Linked DNA regions of Homo sapiens: region 2 is linked to region 1. The links are chromatin loops, found by intact Hi-C in ENCODE. Cell type or tissue: Caco-2. All regions are shown on one strand. Links, peaks and the distances in the headings refer to the core of each region. The heading gives the core; the rest is flanking DNA.

The links. Hi-C counts contacts between places; a loop is a spot of excess contacts. Peaks named below come from ENCODE experiments on the same cell type or tissue, not always from the same donor. Only the 100,000 strongest peaks of a DNase experiment are listed, where the experiment ranks them.
Region 2: a loop joins it to region 1, with 2.3 times the contacts of the local background. A loop is called at or near these places in 1 of 110 quality-filtered maps.

The regions. Positions count from the first base shown.
Region 1 is chr3:64,242,343-64,246,739 of GRCh38, forward strand. It overlaps a transcript of PRICKLE2 not described here. Among named protein-coding and RNA genes, the nearest start is that of PRICKLE2, 19 kb to the left of the region's middle. In Caco-2, for the core only: a CTCF peak has its summit at 2,215 (motif pointing right); a DNase peak (open chromatin) is centred at 319.
Region 2 is chr3:64,159,362-64,163,758 of GRCh38, forward strand. PRICKLE2 (prickle planar cell polarity protein 2) reads right to left here. Exons shown (of 8, transcript NM_198859.4): 3 at 3,655-3,768; 4 at 579-716. Among named protein-coding and RNA genes, the nearest start is that of PRICKLE2-AS3, 26 kb to the right of the region's middle. RefSeq lists an enhancer at 4,272-4,397. In Caco-2, for the core only: no CTCF peak of the experiment used is centred there; a DNase peak (open chromatin) is centred at 2,211.

The DNA of each region.
Region 1 (4,397 bases), core at 168-4,167:
TCCTTAGGAGTGTTTCCATGAAGGAAATTCCTTCACCTAATCACTTCCCAACCCCCTTTCTTCAACTTATACCCTCTTTCCCACCCTGTCTACCCTAGAAAAGGTATTTTAAAAGAAAATACATAAATCTTCAGCTTATCTGGGTGGTATGCTCCGCAAATAATCACAAAGATTGTTTGACTGGTTACACAAGTTAATTTTCCATTTACAGTATAGAGCAACAATGTATTCTACAATAAAACTAGCCAACCCTGAGAGTCCACTTCAGTGGACGACTTGGCCAGGGGCCAAGATTCCCAGATTCTTTGGCTTCTACTGCTCCTCCCCCTACACTCACATTGGGCCATCATTGCTTTACAGCTGCTTCTCTTTGGGTACACTTCACCCACTCCAGTTCCTGTGTGTCTAAGACAGTGAGCATCAGTCTGTGAATGGCAATCTGTGCACCCTGCCAGCATTAATGATGGGGCCAAGAGTGTACCTGGTCATCTGTAAGAGGAGCACAGTCTGACTGAGATATTTACAAAAGGAAAGAGAAGCACTGCTGAAAGAAGATAACTATTTACTGAGCACTTACTATATCCTAGTCATCCCAAGACAGAGAATAATTGTTTCTATCTGAGAGATGAGAAACAGGAGGCCTAAGAGTTTAGGTGATGGCCCCAAAGAAAAACAGAAAGTGAGAGAGCAGGGATTTGGACTTAGGTCTGTCTTATACCAAAACCTGTGGCTTTTAAATACAACCATGTACTGAGAGTGGGAATATGAAGTGCATGTGTGCAAAAACTCTAAAAACAGGAATGTCATCCCTTGAAGACAGCTTTTTAAAAAATTGTCTGTGGACAGTAGAAAACAGAAAGTTTCAATGATGTACCCATTTCTTTATTGGGCCTAGAACAGCATTTCTCAACCTTGACATTATAGACAATTCATGCCAATTTCTTTGTTGTTGGAGGCTGTGCCATGTATTGCATGGTGTTCAGCAGTACCCATGACCTATATCCATGAGATGCCACTGGTCACCCTTTCCCCAGTCGTGAAAACCAAATATATCTCCAGAAATTGCCAAATATTCTTGACGGACAAAATTGCCCCCCTTGGGAACCAGTGGTCTAGAATCATTTTAGAAATCCTATCTTGTCACATGCTACTTTGGGGTTCATATAAGGTAGAGGATGAGAACACAGATTCTGGTATCAGTCATACCTGGGTAGAAATCTCAGCTCTGTCACTTACTAGCTGTGTGAATTATTCAACCTCTTTGAGGCTTTCAGTGTAAAATGGGGACAGATAATAGTATTCTGAGGATTAAAGGAGATTATGCAGATGAAGCCCTTAGCAGAGTGCCTGACACATAGTAATAGTGCTATAATAATGTCAGTTATGATTATTAAGAAAAACGATGTTAGAAGATGACAGATTTAATCACTTCATCTCAGAGATGAGTAAACTGAGGCTCAGAAACAAGAAGACTAATTTTGGTTAGGACCCAGTCTACTTGTCCAAGAAATATACATATTTGATCACTGTTCTCAATGCCCTGTCTCATTTTACCCCAATAAAATGGTATCTGTGAGCCTCCTAGTATGTTATTTCTGTACTACCCATGCTCTTTCATGTCATAATTGTTAGTATTCCAATTTGTGGCAGCCAAATTATGGAATAGGAAAAGTTGCATCTTTCAGGGAAGACCCATCACCTGTTTGATGCCATGACGAATCAAAGACAACAGAAAAACTAACAGGATGAATAGAAATGTTAACTTGCATGGAATCAAAGCAGTGGCTCAGAGCAACCCTTATAGCATTTGGGAAGTTACCGTATTTTGGCCTTGATATTCTGTCGAAATCAACCACAGTCCTGGAACACCTTCTGTTTAATTTTACTCAGTGAAAATGTTTGTGCTGCCACTGGTAACCAAGGCTGGATACCCTGGAATCTCAGTTCAAATGCAAAAACACCATCTTAACATGCTCCAATTTGTATACTTATTTGTGTCTTGTCATTTTCAGGGAGGATATAAGATGAGCTAACTGGCAAAGGGAATTATGTAGTAACTGATGCAATAATTAGTCTCTCACTTGAAAATGTCGGGGATAATTACCAAGTCATATTTAGGAAGGAGCTCTCCCTGGCCAGGGCTGATTTTCAATTACCCTGGATTTAGTGAACATATGCTAGACATTCTGATGTTGGCCACTAGGTGATGATGATAAAAGGGGAAACTATGATAAACCTAGAGGAGAAAAAGTGAATGACTGGTGTGTGTGTGTGTGTGTGTGTGTGTGTGTGTCTGATAGAGAGGGAGAACGAGACAGGGAGAGAGAGACAGAAAGCGAAAAAATGGGAATGGATATATTCATACATGCCACAAAACACAACTTAGCATGACCTAGGCTTCATCTGGTCACCAACATATAGCAGAAATATAGCACGGTAATTGGGTCAAGTGGCTCATGGCTCAAAAAAGAGCAGTATCATTACATATGTAATACACAGGTATGATTCTACTGCGGTTGTGGGTAGACCAATGGTTCTCAACCAGTATGTCATAGCACACATGAATATACCCCGAATATTTCAAAACCAGGCTGCCAAGTTTTGATCCATGTGTGTAAATTATTTTTTCAATCATAGATGCCTACCATAACATCGCTACCAATCTAAAGAATGTGGAATTAAGTTATTTAGCCACTTGTTGTCAATAGGGTAAATTATTACTAATAAGAGGTAAGAAGCACAGAAAATTTCAAGCCGATTTTTCTAAGAGAAAAAATGTGTGTTCACTGGATAATGCTAGAATTTTTTTTCGATTTTTCCAAAGCTTGATTTAACAAGAAAAAATAAAGCTCAACTCCAATTCCTTAAAATGTCCTGCCAAAAATTCTAGTGTTTGAAAGTGTTCTACAACAAAAAAGTTTAGATGGGTCAGATAAGGAAGGACGGGAAAGCTTATCTCTGCAAGAATTATGGGGTTTCTCAGGCTGGGAAAACTGGGAAATACTGGATTAGAAGTCTTTTTTTGTAGTCACGGCTATCTCAATGCTAGTGGCCCTCACCTCTCAGTCTCATCTTTCCACTTTTAGACAGAGCATTCAGAGTACTCTGAAACACATATTCTACATGTAGATTGCTGCTTCTGTTTGGAATCAGTGTCCGCCCTCATAACAATAGAAGATCTTAAAGGAAAATGATAACCTTGAAGAGGTGACGTGTGTTGCAACAGACTTTAGGAGGTTGCACTGAGCAGTTCTGGGGCTTTTGACCAGGCAATGTAAGTATTCCTGTCTGGGCCAACCATTCAAATCCAGAGAGGCATGGGGGAGGATTCCTCTTTTTGTACCAATGGATGATTCCTGAGAAAGTTTTAAATCCAACGGAATGGGCAGCTAAGCATTGTTCAGCTGAAGATCCAGGGTTTGAAATCTACATTTAGTCTCAGAGCTTTTAGGTTTAAAAGAAGGCAGGAGTGAAAGGACCAGGTGTCTGAATAACCATGTGTGCTCTCAATTTGCCAATAACCTAGTTATTTCTGCAAAGATGGGGTTCTCTCTCATTAAATGATAATTCACTGAGACTTTTCCTATCGGTTTGAGCTCTCCTGAATATCATTTAAAAACCACTGGGTGTGGTGGCTCACACTTGTAATCCCAGCACTTCAGGAGGCCAAGGCAGGTGGATCACTTGAGGCCAGGAGTTCGAGACCAGCCTGGCCAACATGGCAAAACCCCTCTGCAAAAAACACAAAAATTAGTCCGGTGTAGTGGTGCGTGCCTGTAGTCCCAGCTACTCAAGAGGCTGAGGCAAGAGAATTGCTTGAACCTGGGAGGCAGAGGTTGCAGTGAGCTGAGATCATCCCACTGCACTCCAGCCTGGGCGACAAAGCAAGACTCCATCTCAAAAAAACAAAAACAAAAACAAAAACTGTACACCTCTCTTCCTTGGAAAACCTCATTGCTATAATTACCTTTAAAAAACGCTGTACAAGGGATCTTGACGATGCTATTAAAAACAGAGCCCTGAAGTTGGAAAAAACTTTAGTGATCTTCTCAGATAACCGTGACCCAACCTATAGCACCCCCACAACCCTACCTTCCAACATAAGAATAAAATTCTCTTTTCTTTCTTTTTGATCTTCGTATTTCTCTATTTGATAATGCCTGTGGTCTGAGTTCAGTTAGATCAGTGTTTCTAAAACTTTAATGTGCAACAGAATCATCTGGAAGGCTTGTTAAATACAGATTGTTGGGCCCGTGGACCAAACCCCAATGTGTTTTTCAGCGAGTCTGAGGTGGGTGGAGCTGACACTTTGCATTTCTGACGACTTTCCAGGTGCTGGTAAAACTGATGTTGCTGATATGTGGATCACACTTTGAGGAACACTAAATTAGATGCTT
Region 2 (4,397 bases), core at 123-4,122, 83 kb before region 1:
CAACTCCATTTTCTAAAGGTCTCTTTTTAAAACATAAATCCATCATGCCATTGCTCTGCTCAATTCTTCCAATGGCTCACCCAGAACTCTGACTTTATCTGAATTATCTCCCTTCACTCCCTCTGCCCCAGCCCATTGGCCAACTCACTGTTGAACATAATAGACACCCTCCTGTCTCAGGGCCTCTAAGCCGGTCATTCCTTCTGCCTTAGCATTCCCTCTGCCCTAAAATCTGCAAGACTCTCTCCCTCTTGCACATCTGTGCACATCTTTGCTCAGATCTTCTAAGTGGGGTCTTCCCCATCAACCTTCCTTAAAACTGCAGCCTCCCCACACTTCCAGTACATTCAAGTCTCCTTCCTTGCTGTATCTTTTTCTATTTTGTTGATTACATATATTGTCTGACTTCCTCCCCTAGAATCCAACTCCTTAGAAGGGCAAGATGAAACTTTCCCGTCTTTTGTTCACTACTGTATCTCAGGCACATAGTAGGCACTCAGTAAAACAATTGTTGGATGAATGAATGGGTGAAAAGATGCCAGAACAATGCCTCTTCACTCCCCTGAATCCATGCTTACCTGTTCACAAATAGCTCCTGTCATGGTGACTGGGAAAGGCCTGACATTCCCGCGGCCCAAGTTTTCGCGTTTCCTCTGGCTGCTGAAAAGCTTCAGCTCCCTCTTCTCTTCCTCATCCAGGGAGTTGCAATATCGAACCTGAATAGACACAGACAATGGCATGGAAAAAGTCACCCTTGCTCCTTAAGATTTCTGAAGCCCATGACTCTGAGTTTTCTCGTTAAATACACTCTCATTTGGTTTTATAGCCCTCGCCTGAACTTTAACCACAACAGCCTTGGAGAGATTTAAGGTGAGTCTCTACTAAGGTGAGTCTCTACTAAGATTGCGGACAGCCAAAAGAGCTTACCAAAGGCTCTGAATTCTGGATCCCAAGCCTTGGGCAGGCTAAAGGTGCCTGCTCCTTATCCTGACTGCCTCACTCTGCTCACCATGTTAAGATCAAATCATCTGGGGTGGCTCAGCTGCCAGGAAAGAGCTGAGAAGTTCTCCTTCTTCCAAACTGCAGGAACCTGATACTTTCATCTCCATGTGCCCATGCAAGTGATCCTTGACACCAAGAATGACTCTAAGTCAGTGAGCCAGAGCAGGTGTCCACGTGCTCACAGCTTCTGTTCTCCCGTCTCATTTTGGAAAAACAGGGAAACAAAGGTGTGAGCCTGAGGAGTTGGACCAGGCATCTGTGATGCTGCACAAAAGTCTCTGCATGTTTATCTTTGTAGAGAGAGGAACAAGCTGCCTGCTAGACTTCAGTTGAGTCGACTTGCAAGAGACATTTTCCTTCTTGTTAAATATAGAAACTCAGAGAATTAAAGGAGGAACATTAAAGATAATTTGAATCCAGTATCTCCCCTTACTTATGCACACCTTGGGAATTGTGCTATATTCTTGCACTGTTATTTACTCAATGCTGTTTTTAATACTGACTCAGTTTTTTGGAAACTTGGATGCATTTATTTCAAAAGAAAGTATAACTATAAATGGAAAACCAATATCACCCGTAAAAACAAAAACAAAAACAAACAAACAAACAAACAAACAAACAAAAAAACCAGAAGAAACCTAAATAGACTGGGAACAGAACCATGTTGTTAGATTCTAGCTGGTCACTTTGCTTGCAGGAAATCCTAAAACAGAGATCCCTGACGCTCCTACTTAAAAGTGGAGGCCAGTGTGAGTTAGAGAGATATGAGACACCTGCTAGCACTAAATTGAAATTTCCTCCTTGATTATTCAACTACTCTATCACAAGGAATACAATACAACTTAAAATATAGTAACTCTCTCAATATGTGGTTTCGTTTCATTTACTGCCATGTCCACATAACACTCAGAGTCATGTATATACCACACTTTGGGAAACACGGTCCTAATCCCGTCTCCTGTTATACTTTGGAGTAATCTGGACATCAGAAAGGTTAAGTGAATTGCTTGGATGATTTGTTACACAGATGGTTAGAGGGAAACCTTGGAACTAGGACTGTCACATCCTAATTTGAAAACCAGGACAGCTGTGGATATCAAAATTGTCTTATCTATGCAAAAAAGAAAATGGTCAAATATTTACTTTAGAATCACAATCACCCTTTGTCTTCAAAAGAGCCATTTCAAATAGGCTAAATCTGCCCACTGGGTCACACACACACAATTCCTACCAATGGGACATTGTAATCTGAATGGTGTCTCTTTTCATAAAAGCACAGTTAACCATAAACACAACAAACCACTAAAATCAGAGAAGAGCCAATCCCTTCTCTCTGTCAAATAAAAAGAGTTAAAAAAAAAAAAAAAAAAAAGTCTCCATGTAAACGTCCCAGAGAGAACTGCAGTGACCTGAACAGCCCAGAATATATGGTTACACCACTGACATTTTAGGGACATGCTTTCAAAGGAAGGCACACCCTTCCTGCTTGTAAAAACCCGCATTTTCACTTCCAAATTAGTTAACCAGGCATCAGGTTACAATGCTTGCTCTCAACTTTAAAGGAGAAAGCATTATTTATATTTGCTTTATGATGTCTGAAATAAGCAGCAGTAAAGAGGATCATAGCTCTCTTTTTAGGGAACTGCTTCAGTTTTAAAGTTTTTGTCCTGCTTACTCAAATTTATTTTTGAGGCTCTCAAATGATCCCCTTTCATTCTAATGTGGGAAAATAAGACTGAAAAGCACTCATTTCCCCTGGGACGGAGCTGCTGGGATTCAGCTCGTGGGTTGGAGAGTTGGTAGAAAGCTGGTGCCCAGCTCTCTAAGGGGGTTATTTCTCCTATCAATTAAAAATTACATTTTTGTTTTAAATGCAGTCAGAGTCAAGTAGACAGTTCAGTTCCATAGGATTACTATTTTGAAAAACCAGTTACCTAAAAATGAATTTCTAGCATGTAAACTGACTTCCCTTCCAGCATAATGATCTTTGAAAACCATGTTTACAAATTTCTCTTTATGAGCAATCAGATTTCGAGGATAAGAGATGCCCGCTTACAGTGCCATGTTTCTGGGTTCAGAAAAAAGGACAGTCTGCTAGTCCACACTTTCAAGAGTACAAAGAACAACCTCAGCAAGTCAGACTTCACCATGACAAAAACACAGACGTTCGAAGCTACAAATCTGGACATGTAATTCTCCTGCAGTGTAGTGTGGAAAACTTGCACGCTCATTTAATATGAAATGATGCCGAAAATTCAGGAGAGTCACAAAGCTTTTGTAGGACTTGAAGTGGTCCAGGGGATCTCAGTCATCTCTCCAAAATACACAGGAAACCCACATGGCATATTCTTCAAGTAAGAAAACTTGGAATCATAGCTTTTGAATTTTAGTGCTCCCTGGCTACCCCCAAATAGCTAGTAGTGCCAGGCATAGAGGCCAATCCAGTTTATAATGAGATTCTGCTTTTTTAGTAATACTCTCTAGAAGTAAATTGTTGGCCAGTTTATTTTGGCCCTAATTAAGGAAGCTAAAACCTAAAATAAATTGCCAGAGTTCTTCTTCGGCTACCTCATTGGTGGCAGATTATGAAAAAGGTAACAATTCATAGAAGGCACTAAGAAAATTCTGCATAAGCCCCCTCTAGCCCCTTACCTCATTGTCATGTGGCGGCAGCTGGTGTAGTAGCTGCTTGATTCGCAGTTTCTCTCCAGGACTGTTGACATAAGGGACTTTCTCTTCTGGGAGACAGCTATAGTACTGGTGTACCTGAAGGACAGAAAGCATATAGATGACTTGCCCATTACTCAAACCATGTGCCTATTCCCACTTACTGGGAAGATGATTCCCCCAGCAGGATGTAACTGACTTCTGCAGTCCTGACTCTTTATGAAAGTCAACAGCAGATGAGTTTCCTATGGTAAGCAGAGAAATTCATCCTTAAAGCAAGAGTCAGGCAAATCATCCATATCTGGGATTTTTCCCTCTCTCTGTGAGGGAAAAATAAAGCTAGTAAATTTTCCTAGAAACAGAGAATTCAGCAGACATGCTGGTGAACCAGAGGGTAGGGCTTTCTCGGCAGACTCCCCTGAGAGCTGGCTTTACCATTTTCTCTGTTAGTCTCCAGCATATGACGTGCCTCCCTAGCCAAAGGGATATGTCAGCACCTGCCTCGGCAATGGAGTTAAAGCCAGTCTTTGGCACTCGGCAAACCCCTAGGTACCTCAGCCTCCACCTACATTTAAAGCCCTCCAGGTTTCGAGACTTTTGTAAGGCAGGCAGCAGCTGACATCCATCAGAAATAGACTCACTAAATCTGGGATGCAGAGCATGTAATTAAAAATTGTCACTAACATGAGGATTTTTGCACATCCCACAACATTCCTGTTTACGACTGT